Regions from separate parts of the Homo sapiens genome. Here region 1 is linked to region 2. A link is a loop called in an ENCODE intact Hi-C map of the cell type or tissue named here. Cell type or tissue: chondrocyte. All regions are shown on one strand. Links, peaks and the distances in the headings refer to the core of each region. The heading gives the core; the rest is flanking DNA.

Region 1 (5,501 bases), core at 1-5,000, 210 kb before region 2:
ACTGGTTTGCTTCAGTGTGTTTGTTTACTAGTTGAAGCCTGCATTAGGACAGGATTATTTCATGGTGCTCGGTTCCCTGGCCCTCCTCCAGCTTTCTCCTCTCTCAATCTCTCACTGTGCAAAATAGCAATCTTTCTCTACTTCCGAAAGCATGAGCATCCTGAGATTTATCTGACTATCACTTAATTCTCTCTTCTTGTGAGATTCTCTGCCTTCACTCTTTTAACTCTACGGTCTGAACTTAGGTAGGTAAGTGCCCATCACAAATAACCATGCCAAGTTAATCTTTATCCCTTTTGGCTACCAGTTATAGCCTTGGCCAGTGCTCTTCCCTTTTTTTGTCCTGTTATTGTGTTGCAAATGAAGCATGTGCAGCTATTTGAGCAAGTACAAAAATATAATATGAACATGTTCTTATCTAAAATGTCACTTTTTCAGTATTCTTTTTGGGTTGTTCATTGTTAGCCAAAGTTCCATTGTCATAAAAATTACAATAATAAACCACCCTGAGTCTTGTAATTTCACACACAGCTTCTACATTCTCTAAGCCACTAAAATCCCATGGTTCCTAATTAAAATATTCAAAGGTGAAAGTCAAGTAATTTCCACAAGATATATTAGTTCCTTTACTTATGTTTCCAGGGTTAAAAAAGAAATCCTTTGCCAATAAAAAAGGAGAAGTTTTTGAGTGTATAGTACTTCAAAGGGCATTCCACAGTGTGTTATTTTCTTTCCAGAAAATTCTAACACTATATAATTACTTTTGTATGGAAAATGAATAATTTAAGCCCCTAATGCTAAAAACAGCTAGACAGAAACCATCCAAATCAGATAGGCCTTTCCTGAAACCAGATGAAATATCGAACTAGAAAATATCTGTGTGAGAACAGCCCATGGAACAAAGCTCTTGAATTATTATTCAATAGAGAGGAAGCATGGTAGGGGAGAAAGTTACATGAAAAAATAGTGTTTTCTTGTCTTTGTGCCGGAATTTTTGTGGGTCCCACGCATCACAGAAACTGTAATGTTGATTGCACCCCAAATGTCATAGAAAAATACGTATCAGAAATGCATCTAGGAGCTTCCAAGCTTCTGACAACAATAACGGCAAAAACATCAATTAAGCTTCATCTGTTGCAACAGAAATGCATTGATAAAGAAAAAAGCGAAAGCCCACCTGCATAGAAACTAAACCGCAGCTACTCCTCCAATTCGAAGAAAAATGAGCTGCACTTCAGTCGCCAGTAGAACTAATCCCAGCAAATATAGCTAGTGGGTTTGTGTACTGGGGGAGGGGGACTGCGAGCAGAGCACACCTCATCGCCCTCCCACCAAAACTGGTCCAAAAACGTGAAAGCATCCACGCCGCATGACCTCGCTTAGCTGGAAGAAAGCGGTGACCGCGACGTGCGGCGGGGGCGGGTGGCCCTGTCGCCTCCCCTTCTCAGACCCCCCCCCCCCACGCCCCCAGTCTTTTGCACGGGTCTCTGGCTCCAAGCTCTGGGGCTCGGAGACCTGAGCAGGTTCTTTTCTCTTCCCAGGGTGAAGAACCTCCTAAAGATACTGTAACCGGAGTAACTCCCGCGCTGGCAGCGTCTCAACAGCCCGGAGTGAACGAGCTGACCCCACCAGCGCCGGGACCCACGTCTGGGTCGGCCGCCCCCGCCAGCCCCACCCCCGAGCCTCCCCAGCCTGCGTCCCCAGCGCCCCGCACGCAGTAGGGGCTTTCGGGGCATGTATCCCCTAGGGCTGACTTTCCGCTAAGTGAACAGCCATGTTAGCCTCCTCCGGGCGTAAATCCACCAGGGTGAGCCGGCCAACGGCGGTCAGGAGCGCTCACCAGGTCCCCTCCGCACCTCCCCCCAAGGCTACGACTGTTTCCAAACTCCTGGGCGCACCCAGCCGGGCCCCTTGCCCTCTCACGGTTCAGCACCGAGGACAGCGGACATACTTTTCTCCCCGGGGGGTCCCCGCCGCCAGGAAGGCGGTGTTGACAGCGTCCGCAGGGCTGCAGGTGTCCGTACCGCGCGCCCGCCCGTCCGCATCCCCGCGGCACCCCTGCGCGCCCACCTCCCTTCCCCGCCTCGCGCAGGGCAGCCGCGCGGCGTCTTACTTTTCTGGCTGGAGTAACCTGGATAATAGCCATAGTAGCCGGTGATCCGCAGGATCCGGTCCTCGATAGTGGCCACCCCGTTGGGGGCCGCCTTGACATCCATAGAGAGCGCGGGGCGACGGCCCCGAGTGCGGCGGGGCGGAGAGCGCAGCGCGGGGCCCGGGAGCTGGTGCAGGTGCCGGAGCCGCTGGTGCTGATCTTGCAGCTCCTGCTCCCGCGCCCGGGCTCTGACTCCACCGCCCGGCGCAGCACCGGCTCCGCATCACAGCGGCGGCGGCGGCGGCGGCGGCGGAGCGGCCCCCACTCGGGCCGGCCTCTCCGTCAGCCTGGCAGCTCTCCCGCGCGCCACCCGGAGCACTGCTGCCCGAATAGCGCCCCCTCACCTCCGACGCCCACCGTGGCCGGGGGCGGGTGTGGGCGCCCCACCTGGTCGCCAGCTTTCATCATTAACCCTTGCGCGATCCTTCCCGAAAACTAGACACCCCAACCCCACCTGATGAAAGGGATGTTTGGTCAGTGGGGCGCGAGAGGAGAAGGCGACGGTGGCCAGGGGCTCAGAGAAGGGTGTTGGGAGTGGGAGAAACCCAAGAGGGACTCATAGCTGTTAATGCGAGGCATTAACTCTGTCGCTCGGGGAGAAGACACTTCTGGGGCGCCCCGGGACTCGGTCCACGCTTGGCGTCTACACCACCTCTGGTCTGCTGATATGCAAGCATTCCCCCGCGTTAGTCAGTCCTTGCAACTTGTCTAGAAGACTGGGAATCTTTTTTTATGAAATGACAAGAAAATTAGTTCCCGGCAGGTGGTATATGGAGTGATTATCCAGGTTTTGCAGACGCAAAGACTGTAAGTGTTCAAGCGCTCAAGTCTGACTGTCCATACGGACCCTCCATCCTGCCACTGAAAAATGTCAAAGGCTTAGAAGATTCAGCTGCACACAGCACGTTTATTTTTCCAATTTCAAATGCTCTGAGGAGAAATGATTTTCTCCTTTATTGCCAAAAATATCAGGAGGGAAGTCCTTCAAACTGTAAATATCTGGACGAGTGAAAGTCTTAGCTACAGTCTAGAGCCTTTCCATTAGAGCAGAACATCCTTGAAGCTGTGTGTTCAGAGCGAACACCCTCCCCTCAGGTGTGGGACTCTTCTGCTTTAGCCAGAGACCCAATGGGTTAGGGTCAGTGAGCAGTGGAGACGATTCCTCTGTTCATAGTCTGCAGACACAGCTTCCTGCAAATAATAATAATAATAATAATAATAATAATAATAATAATAATAATTTTCAAAGTTTCATCTCAGAAATGAAAAGGTGGAGGTGGAGGGTTAGTGGAGGGGAGGGTCAGCTCATCAGCTTAGAGGCAATTTAGGTCCACCTTCCGTGCAGAGCTGGCTTAAGACATCCCTGCCAGGTTTCATATTACTAAAGCTTAGGGAGAAGAAAAAAAGAGAAACAAAAGTCGACTTCAATGCCCCTCTCAGAAACCTCCAGAGAACCTATCACACCATCCTGCCTCCAAGCATTTTCCACATTGTGTGTGGGCCCTTAAGAAGGAAGAAATATGCAAATTTTTTTTCTAAAAGGTAAATTAGGTTTAAGCATATGAAAACGCAATATTAAATTTTACAATATGTTTTGGGTTTTCATCCAAACACAAAGCTTAGCACGGGATCTTGAGAGTGGAGTCAATCTGAGATTATTGTGGCTGGAAGGAGAGTTCATAAAGAAACCAATTTCCTCCTACACCTGTTTTCTGGGCTAGGAAAGATGGAAGGGTGGAAAGAGCTAAAAGGTCAAAAGGAACTAAAAGGAAAAACCAACACTAGTGCAGTGATGGGGAGCTAGCCATATAAAGCAAAAATGAAAGCGTTATGCCTTTACACCCCCCCCCACGTGAAATAATATTCAGCACACTTTTGTTAGTTTTATTATTTCTGTGGCAAAATTATATCAAATGCATGTATTGCACATGGTAAAATGTGTTCATCACATATAATTTTAAATGTCACTTTTGTTTGAAGTTTCTATGAAAGATAAATTTTCCAATATTACATATATTATATATTTTGATAATAGCCATCATAATCCATAGCACATTAATATATATATCAGTAAGAGAGAAATTAGGAAACAATTCAAGCAAAAACCTTCTGATGTAACAGGAATATATATGTATACACATACATACACACACACATATGCAGACTTAAAAACAAGTGGTTTTTCCCATTGCTTATAACTTATCTTGCCATAATTAATGTACTTAAATTATAAATAACAATTACCGTGTAAGTCATTACCTTCTTCCTGCTTTTGCTTTATTTTCATAAATCTCCATAGAAGTAGATAAAAATGTATTTAACTGGATCTGATCATTCATATAAACAGTAAATTCAGCATAAATTTAAATACTACAATGTAAACATACCCGCAAGAGTCTATGTTTTCTTTTGAAAAAGTAAAAATTTTCAGACTGACCTGGAAATAAATTTTAAAATAGCAAAGCACTTACAAATCTCTCTATAATCATCTGTAATAGGATGACCAAAATAGTAAATGCCAGCAAGTGCTATAATCTAGGCCACACTTTTAATGGAAGGAACTGAAATCCTACAATTATAAATTGATAAACAGTCAAAGGTAAATTTCTGCTAGTCATGAACACTCTTGGCATATATGATAAAAGATGTTTTAATCTTTCAATAGTCATTTTAGACGTTATTAACAATTTACAGAAATTATTTTGAAGAAAGGATAATTTTTTTTTTTTTTTGAGACAAAGTCTCACTCTGTCACCCAGGCTGGAGTGCAATGGTGCAATCTCGGCTCACTGCAACCTCCGCCTCCCGGGTTCAAGTGATTCTCATGCCTCAGCCTCCGGAGTAATTAGGACTACAGGCACCCGACACCACGCCCAGCTAATTTTTTTGTATTTTTAGTAGAGATGGGGTTTCACCATGTTGGCCAGACTGGTCTCGAACTCCTGACCTCAGGTGATTCACCAAAGTGCTGGGACTACAGGCATGAGCCACCGTGCCCGGCGGAAGGAAGGATAACTTTTAAAGCATTTTTATGTTTGCATGTTTAGTCTACCAGTTTTCACAAACCCAAATATTCAAATTTACAAACTATGAGTTGCAATGTATGCCTCAAATCTATTCTGAAAGAATAAAGAAAAGACACAACTTAATAAATGAAGATTGAAGGTCATTATTTGATTCATAAAATAGTTTATCATGATAGCCCTTCACATAGCCAGTTTCTCTAGTAGTTGTAAATTATAATTCGATTTGTTATAAAACAAAATTTGTTTTTTGTGCGCTCTTCAGGAATTTTTTAATGCATCAAGCAGAGGGTATCTATCTGTGATCCCAGATGAGTTTTGATATA
Region 2 (6,136 bases), core at 430-5,429:
AAAGGACTGTACAAGTATAAACAAGGAAGTAATAGATTAATGAGAATTCTCCCAAATAAGATGACAGTTTCATCTGATAGGGAACAATGGGTAGGCCAAGGGAGAAGTTGGAAAGGGAATTCCAGACATAGAGATCTGGATATGCAAAATCTTAGAAACATGAAAGAACACTGCATGCTCAGGTTAAAAAGAGTTTGGTGGCAGGGATATAAAGTATGCAGACGGCAAGAGAAGAGGCATTCAAAGGTAAGGCTACAGGAAGGGAAATTTGACGTACAGCATCAAAGGCCATGCAAAGGAAATTCATTTTATCCTATAGGTAATATAGGTAGCCAACACAAGGATTTCATTTAAATGGGACCATGCTGTCTTATTCAAATTGATCATCTCTCAGAACCTGTTATAACACCCATTCACACCATAAATATTTGTTCAGTGGAGTTGCTGATACTCAATTAACATAATAAGATTTGTGTTTTAGAAAGATATCTCTGAACACAGTGTGGAGAAGGGACTGGAAATAGAGGAACTGCAAGCAAGAAAGAACATCAGTAAAGAGGCTCCTGCAATAGTTTGGGCAAGACATGATGCTGGCTGAAGGCAAGGAGGATGGCAAAGAAGGGTAAATTGAACAGTCACTCTTAGGAGACAAAATGAATGGGGCTTTGCTACTGAGTGGATGCGAGAACCGAGTGAAGCAGAGAAGAATTAGAGATGGCACCCAGATTTCTAACTTAGACAATGAGGGTTCCCAAATGGCTCAGTTTCCTTAACAGCTCAAAGAGGAGGAAGAAGGTGATAAGCTCCAGATCGCATGCAGGTGGCAGGGCTGTACTTGAATAGGGGTTAGGTCACCTCTTTCTTTGAGTCAAAAAGGAAGGTGGGCCCAAATACACTGGGGGTGAGCACAGAGGAAAAATGAAGGGGTTTCTACATGCTGACCTCACATCAGGCCCCTTTTTACAGATGAAAACAGTAAAGGCTCAGAGCAACTAAGAGTCACCCAAGACCACACCATAAATTAATAGCAAGGCTAGAGCAATAAGAAGTTTCCCCATGGCTCCTCCCAGAATATTACAATGTTTCCCTTTACAAGTTAGGACAAGACCAAACACTTCAATTTCCTGGACATAAAAATGGCAAGGGGTTCATCTACAAAAGCTAAGAAGAACTGTGTACAATTAGGCCTTTCACTGTTCTGAATGTCCAGCTCTTGGCAAAAGCACATTATGGAGAAGAATGGGGTATCCATCCCCTCAAGCTTTTATCCTTTGAGTGACAAACAGTCCAATTACACTCTTTAAGCTATTTTAAAATGTACGATTAAATTATTATTGACTATAGTCACCCTGTTGTGATACCAAATAGTAGGTCTTCTTCATTCTATTTTTTTATTTTTTTGTACCCATTAACCATCCCCAGCTCCCTTGAATCCTCCACTACCCTTCCCAGCCTCTGGTAATGATCCTTCTACTCTCTATGTGCATGAGTTCAATTATTTTGATTTTTAGATCCCACAAATAAATGAGAACATGTGATGTTTGTCTTTCTGTTATTTTGTAACCTGATACATTTGAACACTTATTTTCTTTATTCTAAGAAAAATGGTTATAGTCCTACTAGCCTTGAGGCCATACCTTTTATAATGTGAAAAATAAATGTTCTTTTGGATGAATAAGGTGAGTGCAGGCCCCAGAGTCAAGTAAAATATATATATATAATATACGTTATATATATTATATACAATAGTACGGGTAATAATTATAATAAGGAACTTTTGCAATGACAATGATAAAAGAGGCAAGAAAAGTTGTTAATGATTCATCAGAACACATTTCTGCTATCTTTTCAATACATACAATTTTTTTGGTCTCCTGGCTTTACTCATCCAAAAATCAGTATTTGGAACTCTTAATAAATTGAGTTTAGGGTTTTGAAAATATAATTCATGAGTCACTAGAGATAGAGCAAATACCGATAGAATAACTTCATGTTTCTTATCAATATTTCCTTCTTCATTATCTTCTTAAAATGTCCAAGACCTAATGCAATAGCCAGTTCTTTATTGCCAGTCAGGTCATATAACTGGTGCCAAATTGGCTCCCACTTGTGTTTTAGGCTGACTTTGACTTCCTGATAGAAACTGAAGCTTTTTTTTTTAACTCAAACACCCCAGTGAGGAGTAAATGTAGAAATAAGGGAAAGACAGACTGCTTCAACATTTGATTTTATCTTTCATATATCATATGCTAATAAAATAATCAAGAGTATTTGTCAAAGTATTTGACAAGACACTAAGCAGTTTTCAGTATCTCAAGAGAGATATAATGACAGCAATATAAATCATGATTAACCCTTTAGGTATTTCAAATTATCTAAGTAAAATCAGGAGGAAGGATATTCTTTATGCATTTCAAATAGTGCTGACGACAAGGGAGATAAAATGCACCATGACAAGAACCTGTGCGAATGTCGGATGGAGTAAAGGAATCCAGATGCTGTCTTTCTAATTTGTGCCCCATGGGCACCTTTTTACATGCTATTTTATGCAAGAGATCATCTCTGACCCCTCAACTCAGTTTCCCTTGTTGTCTCCTTCTATTTCATCTAGTGCATTTCCTATGATTATACTAATCTTGCTGTACTATAATTTTTTGTATTACCTCTTTAATTGCCTGTCTCCCCACCAGAGAGTAAGCTCCAAAAAGCCAGACTATCACTACTGTTTATCATTGTAAGCCTAAAGCCTAGCAAGTCCCTCACAAGTTGTAGGCACATAGGAAGTATTCGTTGAATGAATGAATGGATAGATGGATTGCAAGGTTTACAGAAGCAACTTTTTTTTCTGAAGAGACTTATTGATTATAAGACGTCACATTTTAAAAGATAAACAATAGTATGTAATGAAGGATTTGGGTTTGGGGTGGGAAAGAAATCTAGATAACTAATTGTAATAGCTACTTTCAATTGTAATAGCTCCTTTCCTTTTCCCTCTAATAGAATCCTTTTGGGCCGGGCACGGTGGCTTATGCCTGTCGTCCCAGCACTTTTGGAGGCGGAGGTGGGTGGATCACCTGAGGTCAGGAGTTCAAGACTAGCCTGGCCAACGTCGTGAAACCCCATCTCTACTAACAACACAAAAAAAATTAGCCGGGTGTGGTGGTGTGCACCTGTAATCCCAGCTACTCAGGAGGTTGAGGCAGGAGAATTGCTTGAACCCAGGAGGCGGAGGTTGCAGCGAGCCGAGATCGCACCACTGCATTCTAGCCTGCGCAACAGAGTGAGACTCCATCTAAAAAAAAAAAAGAATCCTTTTGGCCAGAGCGTTCCTTTTTAGTTGACTGCAGCGACACCTACTGCTGAGTTCAAGGAAGAGCCATCTTTTAATTTGCTGATGGTAGGTGGTGCCTGAGACAAGACCACAGGGTGTTTGGATGTCACCCTGTCATCATGCATAATGATTCTTACAGACAGGTATCCCCATTCCATGGAGAAAATACTTCTGTGTATATTTCATTAACATATCACAGTAAATTAGGGACAGAGCCCTAAATAGCAACTTCTGGCTACAGCGCCCCTCCTTGGGGGCTTGCTCAAATAAGCAGAAGGGACGATATCACATACATTTGCCTCACTAGAGGAAATGCATAGCAAACACAGTTCCTCTTTATCTGAATACCACCTTTATGTCTATATTTGGCTTCATGAAATTCCCACCTCTTTGGGAATTTGCCCCATAAAAATATGGCAACTCCAAGCTAAATAAATGATGAGAAGAAGAAAAGAAACACACCAAAAGCCTAGAGTAGTATAAGGAATCATTCTTATGCCATTTTTAAAAAATAAAAAACTGTTGTTTTTCTAGTGTCCCTTGTTCACTTAAGAAGTCACTCTGTGTTATCCTCATCACTAAAGTCAATCTGCTGGTTATGCTATAAAAAGTATAAAAGATACTAGAGGCTGCTTTGATTGTGATTACACTCAAACATATCCCAAGCTGCTGTCCTCTTTATCAGGTTGTTCTATTACTGAACACCTATTCTGGTGTGGGCACATTCATGTTCACTGACTTTGAGTTCTAAAGTAGTTATTATCCTAACAAGCAATCAACTGTTACTTCCTCTTAAGCTCCTCACTTAATCAGAAAGGATGGGTTTATTTACTTCACTGGGAAAAAAAAATAGTCTTCTAACCTTGCAATCTACTTTTAGACAGACTTTTTTGTTCAACGTATGCTCAGAAGACATAAGATGATGTGACTACTACTAGCTCAATGGAGTTCTTTGTTTAAGCAGATCAAAGAGAAGAGACGTGAGAAATCAAGGAAACCACCCGGAAGCCCTAGACCTGGCCTTTCTGCTCACTATCTGTGCTCTTGGAGCAAGTTATGAACTATCCTGAGCCTCAGTGTCCTCAACAGTAAATGGTAACACTAATAACTCCCTGTTTATCTCAATGCTAGGGTTGTTAGAATTATTAGAGGAACAAACAAGATGTGTGCTAAAACATGTAGTAAACTACAAAAAGGCCATACAAATTTAACAAAGTATCATCTCAAATCCCAAAATTGAATCATTGAGGTTTTATTATATTTGCCTTTCTCTTGATAAACCAACAAGCACATTTAAAAGGCTAAGTACAACAAGCAGCCATAAAAATTCAGAATTTAAGAATGCAGGAAACCTGAAATTCACCTTGATTCAAGCTTTTGCTTAAGATGAAGTAATTGCAGGGATAAACTCATGGGGACAACCTCATGCCAGGCTGCAAGTCCCATGCAGCCAATTGATTCTCACAAGATGATTTCACTGGTTTTTGTCAAGTTTTTCTATCTGTAACTAACTTATGCTTGCAATTCATCTACCATTTGACAAGTGGAGTTGTACCCTAACCCACTCTTTTCCCAATAAATTTATGAACATTAAATCAGATATGTAATCTACTGTTAAACTATTCCTTATCCTGATATGAATTATATTCATTAAACTGAAGCTTCTCTCCGCTTTGGCAGTGGATGCAACACAGTTCTTTTTTTTTTTTTTTAGTTTAATTTGCAGTATTAACATTACTCCATCACTTTAAGTCTAGACAATCAACAAAACAGTAAATCAAGCTCTGATTTGTAGTATTTATTAATTTCTGTGGTGTAAATCCTCCCACCATGGCCAATTTCCAACCACCAATATGACATCACAGAATGCAGAGTTGGGAAAAGATACACAGTAGCACACCATGATGCGGTTTTCCACCATACCATGCAATAGACGTAAATAGCCTCGAAAGCCCAGACAGAAGTAACATGTAGTAAAATAATTAGGAAGTGAAGAGTTTTGAGCATATGAAAATATTGTAATATAATTTATTTAGTTGTAAATTTATATAATTTGATTTCTATTAATGGCTAAGTTTAAGAGCTGACTTTAAAAATTCCCAAAAGTTTTAACCATTAGCTCTTGCAATTCAATATGTGCTGGCTCCAGCACAGTGCTGGAAGGAACTCACAAAATTATGAGAGGGATGTGGCTTTATATATTAAGAGCCGCATCTTCTGCAGCCAACAAACATATGAAAAAAGCTCATCATAACTAGTCACTAGAGAAATGCAAATCAAAACTGCATTGAGATACCATCTCATGCCAGTTAGAATGGCGATCATTAAAAAGTCAGGAAACAAAACAACAGATGTTGGAGAGGATGTGGAGAAATAGGAATGTTTTTACACTGTTCGTGGGAGTGTAAATTAGTTCAACCATTGTGGAAGACAGTGTGGTGATTCCTCAAGGATCTAGAACTAGAAATACCATTTGACCCAGCAATCCCACTACTGGGTATATACCCAAAGGATTATAAATCATTCTACCATAAAGACTCATGCACACATATGTTTATTGCGGCACTGTTCACAATAGCAAAGACTTGGAACCACCCAAATGCCCATCAATGATAGACTGGATAAAGAAAATATGGCACATATACACCATGGAATACTATGCAGCCATAAAAAGGATGAGTTCATGTCCTTTGCAGGGACATGGATGAAGCTAGAAAGCATCATTCTCAGCAAACTAACACAGGAACAGAAAACCAAACACCACATGTTCTCACTCATAAGTGGGAGTTGAACCATGAGAACACA

The links. Hi-C counts contacts between places; a loop is a spot of excess contacts. Peaks named below come from ENCODE experiments on the same cell type or tissue, not always from the same donor. Only the 100,000 strongest peaks of a DNase experiment are listed, where the experiment ranks them.
Region 1: a loop joins it to region 2, with 2.7 times the contacts of the local background. A loop is called at or near these places in 13 of 110 quality-filtered maps.

What each region holds. Positions count from the first base shown.
Region 1 is chr14:57,863,610-57,869,110 of GRCh38, forward strand. SLC35F4 (solute carrier family 35 member F4) reads right to left here and starts at 2,483. Exons shown (of 8, transcript NM_001306087.2): 1 at 2,114-2,483. The coding sequence starts at 2,216. In chondrocyte, for the core only: no CTCF peak of the experiment used is centred there; a DNase peak (open chromatin) is centred at 1,902.
Region 2 is chr14:58,069,427-58,075,562 of GRCh38, forward strand. The region is part of intron 5 of ARMH4 (armadillo like helical domain containing 4); the gene reads right to left. Among named protein-coding and RNA genes, the nearest start is that of ARMH4, 80 kb to the right of the region's middle. RefSeq lists enhancers at 3,185-3,479, 3,211-3,260. In chondrocyte, for the core only: CTCF peaks have their summits at 3,362 (motif pointing left) and 3,566; no DNase peak of the experiment used is centred there.